Linked DNA regions of Homo sapiens: region 2 is linked to region 1. The links are chromatin contacts, found by Hi-C or POLR2A ChIA-PET in ENCODE. All regions are on one chromosome and are shown on one strand. Each heading gives the region's core, a stretch centred on a gene start or an enhancer-like site at or near the end of the contact. The rest is flanking DNA. Distances are from core to core; before and after follow the strand shown. Region 1 holds the start of HIPK2 (homeodomain interacting protein kinase 2). Region 2 holds the start of BRAF (B-Raf proto-oncogene, serine/threonine kinase).

The links. Hi-C counts contacts between places; a loop is a spot of excess contacts on that map. ChIA-PET counts read pairs that join two places held with the same protein, here RNA polymerase II (POLR2A). Pooled maps may share reads with other maps.
Region 2: a loop to region 1 is called in a pooled map, with 5 times the contacts of the local background. The contact joins the promoter of BRAF here to the promoter of HIPK2 in region 1. A Hi-C loop is called at or near these places in 1 of 37 single-sample maps with no recorded cell type and 7 of 50 pooled maps. POLR2A ChIA-PET finds 5 or more read pairs at or near these places in 1 of 52 experiments (T-cell).

What each region holds. Positions count from the first base shown.
Region 1 is chr7:139,776,748-139,784,013 of GRCh38, reverse strand. It overlaps HIPK2 (homeodomain interacting protein kinase 2), which reads left to right and starts at 6,016. Exons shown (of 15, transcript NM_022740.5): 1 at 6,016-6,409. The coding sequence starts at 6,391. It also overlaps a transcript of TBXAS1 not described here. RefSeq lists silencers at 5,671-5,900, 6,331-6,420.
Region 2 is chr7:140,920,467-140,927,732 of GRCh38, reverse strand. BRAF (B-Raf proto-oncogene, serine/threonine kinase) reads left to right here and starts at 2,804. Exons shown (of 18, transcript NM_004333.6): 1 at 2,804-3,167. The coding sequence starts at 3,030. It overlaps LOC105375536 (a long non-coding RNA gene), which reads right to left and starts at 2,641. Exons shown (of 5, transcript XR_002956518.2): 1 at 1,231-2,641; 2 at 544-662. RefSeq lists a silencer at 2,912-2,981.

The DNA.
Region 1 (7,266 bases), core at 4,767-7,266:
AACAAAAAAAACTAAACAAGCATGCATGTGAAGGATGTGAAGGGAGGGGAGTGATTCAAGAAGAGTGAGGTGATTAACAGTGTCTAACTAACTCATGTTTGCTTAGAGATCAAGCAGGGGAGGGGCTAAGAAAGGGCATGCGATTTGCAATCTAAGAAGCCACTGGCAACCTCAGAGCAAAGAGTCAGTCCTAACTGCCCTCTGCCGTGACAGTCAAGCCCCTCCAGGGGTTGCCAGATAGGAGCAAGCTCTTTCATGTCAGTGGGAGGAAACCTTACAATTGAAACTTCACACTGTACAGAAATGCACAGGTCCACTGATTCATGGCTGAGGTAGGCTTAACAGGACCTGCAGGCTTTTAAAAGAGCTCTCCTCAGTCTACCTTTATTTCTGCCTCCACCCCAAGCTTCTTTCTGCACCATTTCTACCTAGTCTGTCCAAGTTCAGCCTGGACTGCAGGTCAGGAAAACCAAGCTATTACCTACCTCCCATAATCACAGAAATTTCTCTGCAGGGTTGGGTTGCTTCTCTGAACTGCTTCTCATGTGCAAATCCATCCTAATCTGCCATTCCCGCAACCTCCAACAAAATCGCCCTACCTTCTGTGCATCTACATTACAGCTTCTTTTCATTCATAGGCTGATTGCATTTTTTTTTTTTTTGCCATATTTCCTTTCTGCTCAATGCTCTTATGGCATCGCTTTGCTTTTCCTGCACCCCTGTTCAGGTGTCTGATCATTTTTCTTCTAGGAGCAAAAGCAGAAAAATGAATGATGTTTCCCTATTCCCCTGATTTTGCCAGTGTAATTTCTCCAAGACTGCCATTTCCACAATCAGATTCCCTTCACCCTGCCAAGCCTCGCTCTCCCCTTTGCCCTTAAAGCCACAGCTCTATTGTTCCTCATTTGAATGAAATGTCTACTCTTTTAAATTCTCTGTGAGTGTAATGTCTTGTTACTGAAGCTTTCAGTTAAAGAGTTTTGTTATTAAATACTACTCTGTTACAAACTGTATCATTGAAACCGATCAAAGGTTTAAAGCAGAAAGACAAGGTAATTTCTTAAGAATAATCCAAACAAAAATAGGTCTCTATTATGACTTGTTAAGAAACAGAATTAAAATAAAGGGAGAGGAAGAAGAAATAAAGAATGTGTGGAAAAGATAGAAAGATACAGAGAAAAAGAAAATTAGACACACAGTCAGAAAGAGAGGAAAATAGAGATACAGCAAGAGACCAAAAGAGAGGTGTGATATCAAAAGACAGAACTTGAGATAGTGACCTACCTCCCTCAGGCACATCCTCCAGAGATAAACCACAGGCACAGGCTCACACATGGAAAATAAAGAGCTGTCAGGAAAATAAGAGCAACACACACCAAGTGAGAATAAGATACAAGCCACACAGACATCATGCTAAGAATACCCTGAGAGTAAGAGAGACATACACACCTAAATGCATACACCAAAAAGAGGGTTATCTCTATCCTGTGGCCTTGAAGATATTGTGATGTTGTGCAGTTTCACAACTATAGGCATACATGAAAAAAAAAAGACCCTTTGTTCCATGTCCTGTAAGCAAAATGAACTTGAAATGAGGTCAAAGCTCCCCCATGTTCACTCTACCAACTCCTGAGAAAGATATGACTTGCACCATTTTGTAGAAAGGCAAATTAAGGAGAGGTAACTGGTATAAATGGTTACTAAATCCTTTCCAGTTTTCTTGCCTTTATTATTGTTCTTCAATGCACCCTGAAGTTAAATGGTATTTTGGCAACCTAGAGTTCCATGTACTGTTAAAAAAAAAAAAAAGTGATTTTTTTAAATGATTGATTAAACTCCTTAGAACACTGACTGCTAATGTGCTTATTAAATAAATAAAATACAATGCACACTATCTCTAGCCAAATGGGACAGCTCCCAGACCCCTCTCATTGTCTCAGGCCCATGACTGGTAAGGCCCTCTCTGCTTGGAGCAATCTCTGGTGCTCTTTTCTGGTACCTCCTTAGCCCTCCCCATCCTTCTACTATCTCCACCCATAAAACAGGACACATATTCAGGTAGAATTTAAGAAACCTGTATTTCCCTCCAAACTAGTTTCACCAAAGTCACTAATGCAACTCTTGTTGCTAAATCCAATTGATGCCTTTCTGCCTTTTTTTTTTTTTTTTTTTTTTTGAGATGGAATTTAGCTCTTGTTGCCTAGGCTAGAGTGCAATGGCACTAGAACTCGGCTCACTGCAACCTCTGCCTCCTGGGTTCAAGCGATTATCCTATCTCAGCCTCCCAAGTAGCTGGGATTACAGGTGCCCACCGCCACGTCTGGCTAATTTTTTTTGTGTTTTTAGTAGAGATGGAGTTTCATCATGTTGGCCAGGCTGGTCTCAAACTCTTGACCTCAGGTGATCTGCCTGCCTCAGCCTCCCAAAGTGCTGGGATTACAGGCGTGAGCCACAGCACCCAGCTGCTTTTCTGCTTTCATCTGACGTGGGCCTCTCAATAGCATGCAGCACTGTTGACCTTGCTGGGATGTTGAGGAATCCCCCGTCCTGGCTGTCCTCCAACTTCTCTGCCCTCTTGTCCATGGGGAGCTCTTTTTCCTCTTCCCATGTCTCAAATACTGGTACTCCCCAGGTTCTGTCACAGATCCTCTCTCCTCCCAGCTCCCATGCTCTCCTTCAGTGACATTTCACTGTTAGGTTTATACCTTGCTGCCACTTGACTGCAGTCACCGGAAGGAAAGGAGACAATTAGTATACTCAGTCTGCCAATTCATGAAGGAAAATCTAAGCTCATTTCAAGAATATTTTTCCGTTATATCATACGAACTTCGCTAGCTCAATTGAATGCATGTTTTGCATCTCATGGATACAGCTTCAGTCATGGTGGTCTGAAGAGAAGGTGGACCTCTGTCTGTATGGCTCCATCTTGTTCCCCTTCCATGGGACTCTATTTCCTTGCCCAAGATTGTTCCCTTCTTATGGGGAGGAGACTACCTGTAAAATGTTTTCGGTTGACACAAGTGATATTCATTTTAAGACTGCCTAGAATCACTCACTGCTAGACAGCAGCTGGGATGGACTTAGAGGCAGTTACTGAACACTGGTCAGTGCTGAATTCAGGGGCAGTCCTATAAAGCAGGGCCTTGCTCCAAGACGCTGCCAATCCAGTTATGAACACAGGGTACCTACACAGAAGACAAGAGTCAGCCATCTAGGGTGCGGGTATGCTGTGGACAACAGAGTGTGAGCAACAGGCAGGAAATGTTCTGTGAGCCTAAGGAAAGATGAGACAAAAGTCAGTGGGGCTGGTCAGAGGGAGGAGTTAGAATAATAATAACTTTTATTGAACCCCTACTATGTGTCTGCCCTCTATATAAAACTCTCTCTCTAATCTAACCCAGCCTCAGAGGCTGTGATGAGGACTATATGAAATGCCTTTTATCGAGTTTGTAGTGTTGTGCTGGACACAAGGGAGCATGCAACAAATTGCAGCTATCATCCATTCAACAAATATGTGTGCAGTACTCACCATGCGTTAGGCAATGCAGTTATTGGACATACAATCCAAAACAAGAAAAACATGGTTTCTGTCCTTACTGAGCTTACAGTCTAGAGACACCTTGTCCAAAATGGTAGCCACTAACCACCCATGGTTATTAAAATTAAAAATTCAGTTCCTCAGTCATACTAGCCACATTTCATGTGCTCCACAGACATAAGTAGCTACACTGCCATTATGGCAGCAAGTTCTAATGGCCAGCACTAGAAAGGGGCAGAGAGACATGCATGTAGGGTATGTATTAACAGGGAGTTACATACCTGTGTGGTGAAGGCTATGATAGAGATTTACAGATGCAAAAGGAGAACATTACTATTGTTCTCCTTCTCATAATCAAAATACAGACACTGAGGCTCAGAGAGGTTAAGCATTTTGACCAAGATCACATAGTTAAGTGGAAGAGCTAGGATTTGAACCTAGGTCTGACTTACTCCCACGCTATCTCGGGCTGTTTTGTGGAGGAGGTGAGCCAGGCACAGGTAGAATCTGCTTAAAGAGAGAAGATGGAGAAGGTACCCCTCTGGGAAAGTGGGTGGGAAAGTGACCGCTTGGGCAAAGGCACAGTGACAGAGATGGGTGAAGCTGGCACTGGGCTACAAGTAAACCAGTTTGGCTAGAGAAGCAGTGACTTGCTGAACTCATGTCCTTAGAAAGCTAAGTCAGGACTCGCCTGCCTTGATGAAAAGCCAAGGCACTCAGCCCCACCTGCAGAGGTTGAGTCCTTAGAGGATGTTAGCCAGGAGCGTGGCATGGCCAGAACCACGTATTATGAAGATGGCAATATTTAGGATGACCTGGGCCAAGACTAAAGTTAAAGATTGCAGGGAGGATAGAAGGGAAGGAGATAAATGACCGGTGTGGAGCAAAAAACACTAGAGTGGGAGCCACGAGACCTATTCCTAAGCTTCAATACTGTGTGACATTGGGCAACAGATTTTACTTCTCTGGACTCCATTTCTTCAACTCTAAAAGGGCAGGGCTGGCCCAGATGACCTCTGAGGTCCTTTTAGCAACAGTAGTCTAGGATTCTGCAAACGTGAATGGCATTAGGTTAAGAGAAGGGATAGGAAGTGTAGCATTGATTATGGGGGCAAGGAAGACCGCAGAGTACAAGATCACACAGAGGAAGGTGTCGTGATGTACCACTAAAAAAGTGTGAAAGAGCTTGCCTTTTTTGGGAAGGACTGAAGGATGGGAACGGAGGATGGAGACCGGAAAGGATAAGAAGTAGTGAGAAAATCACGAGGTTGTTTTTAAGAAAGTTATACAGTGTTAGAGATCATTATTTTACACAGATAGCTTTTCAACTTTTTTAAACCCACGATTCACAGACGGAAATAAAATTGACATCATGGTCCAGTACACTTGTCCAGTACCTATAATCGAAACAAAAGGTTTATGAAACAATAGTTGCCCTTACTAAGGGCAATGGACTCTAATATTTTCTATTGGATTCCATTTCGTTCTTTTTGAAAGCTGGTTGCCTTCCGCTGCATTTATTTTATGATCTATTACTGTGTCACGACCCACAGTTTTAAAAACAGTGCCTAAGAGGAGACTCAACAAGTCTTCCTAAGTTGGAGGGGATGGCAGGGCATCCTATCCAAGCATCCGGGAGGCAGCTGGAGAAGCAAACCTGGAGAGGCTCCCGGCTGGGGAGAGTCTGGAGAGTGTTTAGCGGAAGCCCTGATAGGAGAGAGCGCTGAGAAAAGCGAGGACCCAGAGAGTTGTGAGCTCCCATTCAAGTGATGGAGTGGCGGCCCTCGGGACAGTGTAGACGCGAGGAGGAGAAGATCAGGGTGGCGTGGAAGCCAGACTCCGGCAGGAACCCAGCGACCACCCCGGGGGCTGCATTTCCGCGGCGTGCACGGCAGGGCTTCGGTGCCTCTGACCTCGTGTGGCTTTCCGAAGCTCCTCCACTCACCCGCCCTCCTCCGGAGCACGGCGCGCGCCCACTCCTTCATTCATTCATTCCACTCCTACCTCCGCGAGCGCCAACCGGCTGTGAGATGGGCGAGCCACTTTGCCAGCGTGGGGCTCTCTTTCGGGTCGGTTCCCTCCCCGCCAGCACACGCGCGAACCCTCGCACCTGGGCACACACGCGCGCGCGTGCACACACACACACAAAGTTCTGGGGGCCCCTCTGCAGACCGGCTCGGCTGCGCTGGGCTCGGAGCCGTGCGCCCGCCGGGTCCAGGCCGGCCCTCTCACCCACTACCCGGGGCCCGCCCTGCGCCCAGTCCCCCCGCGCTGCGCGGCAGCCCCTCCCAGCGCGGTCCCCTCGGGCCGCCGGCGCGGCTCTGCCCTTCGGTTCGGCCTTCCCCGCCTCGCATCCGTGCCATCGGCGCTCGATTGCGCGCGGACTCCCTGTGGCTCTCCCGGCCCCGCGCCCCGCCCCCGCCCCCGCCCGCCGCCCCCCTCCGCCAGCAACTTTTGCGGAGCCCCCGCGCCCAGCCATGCTGAGCTGAGCCCCGCCGGCCCTGGCCGCGCGCTGCCCCCGGCTCCCGCCCCTCCGCGGATCCGCTCGGGGGCCGCGGCCGCTCGGCGCCTCGGCCTCGGCCGCTCCGCCCGCCCGGCCGCCCCGAGCCCCGAGCCCCGAGCCCCCCGCGCCGGGCCCGGGCGGCAGCGGCGGCGGCGGCGGCGGCGGCGCGCCCGGCCCCCTCCCCCGGCGCCGGCCACGGGAGGCGGTGATGCGGGCGCGGGCGGCCTCGGCTGCGCCGAGAGCGGAGACACAGGCTCAAGATGGCAGATTCCGACTGAGGCTGGGGGGGCCGAGCTCGCGCGCCGCTTTCCCGTCCCCGTTGCCATGAACCGCGGACACCCCGGCCCCGATGGCCCCCGTGTACGAAGGTAAGGGGCGCCCGGCCCCGCCGACCCCGCGCCCGCCGCCCTCCGCGGCCCCCGCAGCTTTGTTCTGCCCGCGGCCCCGCGCCCGCAGCCCCCGGCGCCTGCCCCAGCCCCCACCCGGGGCCCGAGGGGGCCGCGACCCCCTCCCTCGCCCGGAAGATGACCGGGACCCGGCGCCGGCAGGGTCTTGCTTCCAGGGCGGGGAGAGGGGCCGGGGGCGCAGGAGGGGAGGGGGCGTGTGCGAGGGTGGGCGGCTGCCCGGGGAGGGCAGGGACGCCGGGGAAGGCGGACCGGTGACTGTGCTTTTTATTTATTTGCGATAAATGAAGGTGATGCGGCTTAGCTTCCACCGCCCCCCCACATTACCTTTCGGAGCACCTCCTTTCCACTTCGCTCTCCGCCCCGCGCCCCTTCCCATTTCTTTCCGCGCCCACCCCACGCTCCTTTATTCTCCGCGAGCCTCCGATTTTGGGGGGGCTGTGGAATCGGAATGCACGGGGCTAGGTGGGGAGAGAGGAGAGAGATGAAAAGTCCATGTCAGAGCCAGGCAGAACAATGAAATAGGCGAAAATCTCCCCTCATTAGCGTGTGGAAGGGGACGTGGACTTTGGGTTTTCCAGCCGGGGGAGCGGCGGAGACGTTTTTCTGGCTCGGTCTGGGTCGATCTGTGTTGTGCACCTTCACCTGGCATCGGGGTATTTTTCCCCATTTGACTGCCTTTAGCAAGAAAGAAAAGAACGCAAGGCAGAAAAGCAGTAGGTCTGCCTCGCACACTGTCTTTCGTTTCTCTTCAGTCCGTTCTGTCAGCTTCCAGCCAGAAAGCAACCCAGAATCAACTAAGTTTTTACACTTCGATGTGT
Region 2 (7,266 bases), core at 1,555-4,054, 1.1 Mb before region 1:
GCCCGACTTACTGACTTGCTCATAATATAAAATGATGCAGCAGAAGTCATGCTGTGTGGCTTTGGAGGCTAGATCATAAAATGCAATTCAGCTTTAACCTTGTTTACTGAAACACTAGCATTTGAAGCCCTGAGCTGCTTCGTAAGAAGTCTGACTACTCTGAGGCAGCCATGCTAGGAGGAAGCTCAGGCCACATGAAGAGTAGATTTAGGTATTCTGGCTGACTGCCCTATCTGAGGTCCCAGCTTCAACCACCAGCCATGTCAGAAAATATGCCTCCAAAGGATTTCAGTCTTCAACCATTGAGACACCCCCAGGCACTGAGTCTTCCCAGCTGAAGCCCCAGACATCATGGAGCAGAGATAAGCCATCTTTGCTATGCCTTGTCTGAATTCTGACTGAGAGGGTAATTTTATATTTTTCAAAGGGTGAAAGTATAATGTTTGATCCTCACAATGATAGTTTGGCAGGTTGGGCTAGCATTATTATAACCTTCATTTTATAGATTAAAAAACAAAACAACAAACAGGGATTTAAGCTTACCTGCTTTGAGATTGTATAGCTAAGGTGTGGAGTGCTGACGCTAAAATCCTGATCTTTGGACTCCAAAGCTTATGCTTTCTCTCGTTTCTCATCTGGATACTGTAGGACTTTAGAATGGCCTAAGGAAGTAAAACAGGATATATCCAGAATTTTAAGGCAAGGTCAGAAAATGTCAAATGAGTAGAACGCTAAGAAGAATCAATATTAAATGGATGAGACCAGTCATCCTGTGGAGAAATAATCATGGAAGATCTGAACTACAGACTGATACTGACAAATAAGGCTAGAATTCAAAATGGAACCAATGTGAGGATAAAAGCCTTTAAAACTTTTAATGTTATAAGGAAGTGTTATAATGATATAACATTTTTAGCAGCTAATTTTTTAAAAATGAAATAGGACAGTTAGAGAATTAACAAAAATCTTGCCAGTTGTGTTTCTGATGAAAGGGTGATGAAAGGGTGATGAAAGGGGAAAAGGTGCCATGACTGGCTAATGGTGCTATTTCAGTCTGCTTCTAAGTATGTCCTTATAGTAAAGGGTGCTTCAGATTAGTTTAGCTTGATGACATCATCCCTTGTGATCATTTACTCTACATTTGCCAAGCCACTTTTTGATTTAAATTTATTTCCTCATAGAAACTTTCCTACTTGGAGGAGAATGTACAATGAAGTTAACAAAGCATACCATGTTCATGTTTTTTTTTTTTTGGAGACAGAGTCTGGCTCTGTTGCCCAGGCTGGAGTTCAGTGGTGCAATCTCGGCTCACTGCAACCTCTGCCTCCCAGGTTCAAATGATTCTCCTGCCTCAGGCTCCTGAGTAGCTGGGATTACAAGTGTGCACCACCACACCAGGCTAATTTTTTGTACTTTTAATAGAGATGAGGTTTCACTACGTTGGCCAGGCTGGTCTCAAACTCCTGGCCTCAGGTGATCCATCCGCCTCAGACTCCCAAAGTGTTGGGATTACAGGCGTGAGCCACTGCGCCCGGCCTACAATGTTCATCTTATAGGTTATATTTTTTCAATGCAGAAGAATGTTAGTATTCTCATTCATCAAGCAGCCTCACACAGCATCCTTTACCTGAGAGTAAGCATCAGCTCCCAGGCTTACGGTGACCCTAATCAATATGAAGACACCCTGTTTCAGAAGTCAGTAGGACACCTTTCTATTTCTTGAATCATCCAAAATACAGTAAGGAGGTCGCTGGTGACTTCCCCCATGATGGGAAGTACTAAAAGGCAGAATCCACTTAGTTTTTCATGACTTCATGTTTAGGTTACTTTGGTGATTCACTCCAGGCCATTGGGAGCCCACAGTAATTGTTTCTCATTCCCGTTTCTCTCTTCCTTAAACTTTTCTTTTCCAATTATTTATTCTTTATTAGATCCATGTATTTTTAATAATGAATTGAATTTCATTCTGTAATTGGGCTTCTCAAAGATAATTGACCTCTTCTCTCCCAATTGTTTTCATGCGTATTTTGCAGAGAATGCTTGGAATATTCTGTTCATGAAAGGCACAAAGTACATAAAATATTTTGAGTGATTTTCTTCAAAATAAAAATGATTAGTTTTGATGCTTCAGATGTCTAGAATGCTATGTGCCTTGTACAGGCCCTACGGCATGGAAAGTGCTCAACTGATATTTGTTAAATGAATGAATCTGGAAAACGAAAAATACACGAAATATTTTATTCCTCAACAATGAAGAAAAAGCTTTCAGACTTCCATTTAGACTCGTTTTAACTGGCTGAATTCTTCAATGAAAAGAAAACACGCGTCGCACTGCTAATTTAGCTGTTCCTAAATATATTTCCATCAAATTCTGCTTGGCTGTTTCAACCTTGGGGTTGAAGTTCTTATTTTGATGACACAGAGACGTTCATTGCAGTGGAAATAGCAAGTAGTATTGGCTTCCCCGCCTTCCTCCCTCTAGGATTTCAACTTCTCCTCCTCGAACACCAGCCCTGCTCTTCTAGTAAATCCCACATTACAGAACAGGCTGAGGACGGAGGAGACAAGAGGAAAGTAGGAAACCGGAGCCATGGAAACGGCGGAGCGGAGGCAAAGTGTGAGAGCGCGGGTGGTTAGAAGGGAAAAAACCCTCCCCGGACGACGGCGCGAAGGCGCGCCTCAGATTACGTCACGCACCGGGGTGACGTCACGACCGTGACACGCGGGTGACGCCGTTGCCGCGGCGACTTCTCGTCGTCTCCGCCCCCTTCCCCCGCTCCCCCCCGCACCCCCGCCTAGCGTCCTTCCCCCAATCCCCTCAGGCTCGGCTGCGCCCGGGGCCGCGGGCCGGTACCTGAGGTGGCCCAGGCGCCCTCCGCCCGCGGCGCCGCCCGGGCCGCTCCTCCCCGCGCCCCCCGCGCCCCCCGCTCCTCCGCCTCCGCCTCCGCCTCCGCCTCCCCCAGCTCTCCGCCTCCCTTCCCCCTCCCCGCCCGACAGCGGCCGCTCGGGCCCCGGCTCTCGGTTATAAGATGGCGGCGCTGAGCGGTGGCGGTGGTGGCGGCGCGGAGCCGGGCCAGGCTCTGTTCAACGGGGACATGGAGCCCGAGGCCGGCGCCGGCGCCGGCGCCGCGGCCTCTTCGGCTGCGGACCCTGCCATTCCGGAGGAGGTGAGTGCTGGCGCCACCCTGCCGCCCTCCCGACTCCGGGCTCGGCGGCTGGCTGGTGTTTATTTTGGAAAGAGGCGGCGGTGGGGGCTTGATGCCCTCAGCCACCTTCTCGGGCCAGCTCCGCGGGCTGGGAGGTGGGCATCGCCCCCGTGTCCCTCTCCGTCATGCAGCGCCTTCCTACGTAAACACACACAATGGCCCGGGGGGTTTCCCTGGCCCCCACCCCAGATGTGGGGATTGGGGCAGCGGTGGTTGAGCGGGAGGCTATCAATAGGGGGCGAAACTCAGGGTTGGTCCGAGAAGGTCACGATTGGCTGAAGTATCCAGCTCTGCATCTCTGTGGGGTGGGGGCGGCGGCGGCCTCGACGTGGAGGATATAGGTTAGTTGCTGGGGCTGAGACAACAGCCCGAGTTACTGTCGCGTGTAATTCTTACATGGTCGTGGGGATGATGGGGCTCATCATTTCCTCTCTCCTCTCCCGGACTGCCCCCCTTCTCAGTCCGCTGCCCTTTTTCACTTTTCTATTTGGGGATTTCTCTTCACCTGTTTTACCCAGCAAATTATTTTGATTTAGTCTTTACTTTTTCAATCCTAAATCGCAGTTTCCGATGCCTTTTCTGGTCTCTGGTCCTCTGTTCCTAATGTTTGTCAGCGCTCTGTCGCTGATTGGTAACCCCCATTCTATTCCCATCTACCGCCCGCTCATTTTCCAGTTGTCGGACCTGCCTGCCTTCTAACCCCAGCTCCCACTTAAGAGCATTTTTGCACTTCTCTTACCCTGGTCCTCTTGAGGCTCTGTACTTGATCTCACCACTCCCTAACATTGTTGTCTGTTGTTATCTTCACAAATCCTCCTGGACACTTTGGAGCTACTTGTTTTCTGAGCCCAGAAGCTGTCAAGATTCCATCAGGTTTCACTTGGCTCTTTTCGCGCTTGCACTACTGGCACTTTTTGGCTAGTCGTCCATTGTGCATTCACACCTCTTTATTCCTACCCATTTTTATAGGTCTGATTGATTTCTTAGTGTTGTCCTCCTTTTTGTCCTATTTTTTTCCTTTTCCTTTTTCCTCTCCAGTCCTTGCTTCTCTCAGCCTGTTTTTGCATTAGTCAGCCTCTTAGCACTGTGTCAAATTATTTACGTTTTTTTATTACATAAAATTTATTACAAATATTTGGTATTTTATTACAGAAAATAATACTTTATTATGCTTTACAAATAAGATATGGTATAATAATTGTGGTTTACAGTTATTGATTAGGTAATGTGACTTACTCTGTTGACTTTGCTCGAAGTTCTCTTTGCTACTTACTATTAACATCTAATTTCTCAATTCTCATAACATCTCATTCTCTCTGCAATTTTTTTTTTGCATCATCATCTTTGGAAATTCATCCAATATGCTTGCTTTATTCAGCATCAGCTTGTTTATGATAATGTTTGTTTTCTACTCTTTATATCATCTTTGTTACATGCCCAAAATGTGTTCTGTACCATCATTTGATCTGTTCTAAAATTTCTCATTTTTAAGTTTCTTAAAATCATTCCACTTTTCAGTATGCATTTTTGCTTAGATCAGTTTCCTCTCATATCTGTTCCTTTCCCCCAGCTTCTTGATTTCTAAGGAGAAAGCTCTTCTCTACTTCAATTTCCTAGTTTATTCTGTTTCCCTTGTTTCCAGTTACCATTCATTTTGCCTTGTTTCCTGGCTTTTGGTACTTAACTTTCTGAAGCTTCCTCTTTTCTTCTCCACACCTCCACGTTCCTTCTTATTTATAAACATCTTTGTTTCCTTTGACATGGAAATTTATTTTTAGGATACATTGTTTTTAATGGATAAATACTAGGGGTCACATCTGCTGTCTGTTTTCTCCAGGAATCGGATATGCCTTTGTCTTAACCAGGCACAGGTGCCTCTGGATTTTATTTTACTCTGTAATAGATGTGTAGTTTTGTTGAATTGTATCTTGTTTGAAGACTACTACAGAGTGGAACAATGAGTGAAGTAATAAGTAGGGGTTATGAAATTGTAATTCTCTGATTATAAAATTGTTTATCTTGGGAACTTTGCTGCAGAGTTATTAGAACCGTTTGCAATTCTGTAAAGAAGGCTTTTGTGAAGTAAAATCTCTACCCTTCTATTTTATTTGAAAGGGCCAGATTGTTTGGAACTGTACCCCCTGAAGAGTCTGATTTAGTAAGTGAGAGCGAGGGCCATGGATTTCTGTATTTGGCACATGTCTTGAGCAGTTCCCATGTACCAATCCTTGAGAACCTCTAGGCTAGCTGAATTTAAGTATAAATTGCCAGTAATTGGAAAGCATATTCATATCTTCTGAAACTATAAGGATACTCTCATTTTACTTGGTTAAAAAACAAGTGTTTCCTACTGTCCTCTTTACCCAGGTTTTAATGTTTAGTGGTGAACAGTAGTTTTCCCTCTACATTTTTTTCTGAACTGATAATAAATGTATTTGGCTGGGAGGGTGACATTGATTAAAAAATGTATCTCTTGAATGTAAATATCAGTATTACAGATGATAAAATAAATTCCTCCAAGAAATAATTTTAAATTTGAAGTTGATATTCAGTGGAAACTGAAATGTGCTGTGGTCTTTTATTTGAAGTCTTCCTTACATTCACTTAAAGGGATCTTTTACTGCAAATTACATGGAAAGAATGAAAAGGTTTGCTTGTGTGTAATGACACATTTTATTCTGAAGATTTATTTTACCTAACAGTAAAATGTAGGTTTTTTTTTTTTAAATAAAAGTTTCCCAGAGGGAAATTTCATCTAAAAAAAAAGTCTGATTTCAAAGGGAAAGCAAGTCATTATCAAAAATTAGAAAACTATAAGTACAAAAAGTAAAAAATCATCAGTAATTTTGCCACTAAGATATTATTACTATAGACATTTTGGTGTATTCCATCTGTTCTTTTTTAATGCTTTTATAACACTATGTAGTTTTGTATTTTAAAAAACTTAAAGCAAAAATTTCTACGTATTATTAGACATACTGTGATTTATTTAACTAATCATTTTTTTGGGGTGTTAGGTTGTTTTTAATTTTTTACTGCCATCAAACATCTTGAACATAGGATGTAGATTTTAGTCTTTAAAATATGTTGGGGAATGAACAAATTTCACATCCTGTATTTGTAGTATTAATACTTTGTAGGTGCTCAAAATAGAATATTCTGGTAAATGATTAGTGCTTATTAAATATTTATCAAATGAATGTACTTGTACTTTTGGCATTAAACATTAACATCTGACCATTTATATTTACCTGATTTTTTTTCTATGGCCATATGGTATGAAATAGTGTATGGTATAAATTAACCATATGGTATAATAAATACATTTTTTTAAGTGTGATACCAGAGTGATATTTATTAACTGTTCTTCCTGTGCTGTTTCTGTAGAAGGGAGCTTCTCACAATTGCATTAGAATTACAATTTTATTATGTTCTGTTTTCAAGATCTCTGATCGTCAGTCTTAAACTGTTTAATTATAATAATGTATTGACTAGGGAATATTCTGGGATATAATCTCCTTTATAATGAGGTCCACTGTATTAAAATACATCTTTGCAAGCCACACCAGGTTGGATTGCATCATAACCCTGAAAAGTGGTATTCTCATTAATGCAGGTGCTTGTGCAGTTTTGGCTATTGCTGTTAATACTTATACAGATATATTCACAGGTGCCCTTGTGGCAAAAATCATAAAATAGTTGTTTGTCTTTGGTATTTCTAGTGTTCACTTTCTATATTCTTTTCTCTCTCCTTATTTACTGAACTCCCTTCTTTAGGCATCCACTCACTCCTTTTTCTGTTTAGAATATTATCTGTCAGTCATTTTATATGTTGGCCATTAAAGGAATAAACTGTCAGTAAACAGCTAAGAAAGGAATGTTGGACTGGGTGCTTGAATCCTTGAATGTAGTAAATGTGAGTGCAAACTTGATTTAATTGTACATGTATTTGGATAATAGGCCAGAAAAATTACATTAGGGTAACAGGCTAGAACAGTCTGACTTTTCTTGTTTTTCTATCCCTTGCTTTCTTGATTAGAATGAATAGGAGGTGGGTCTG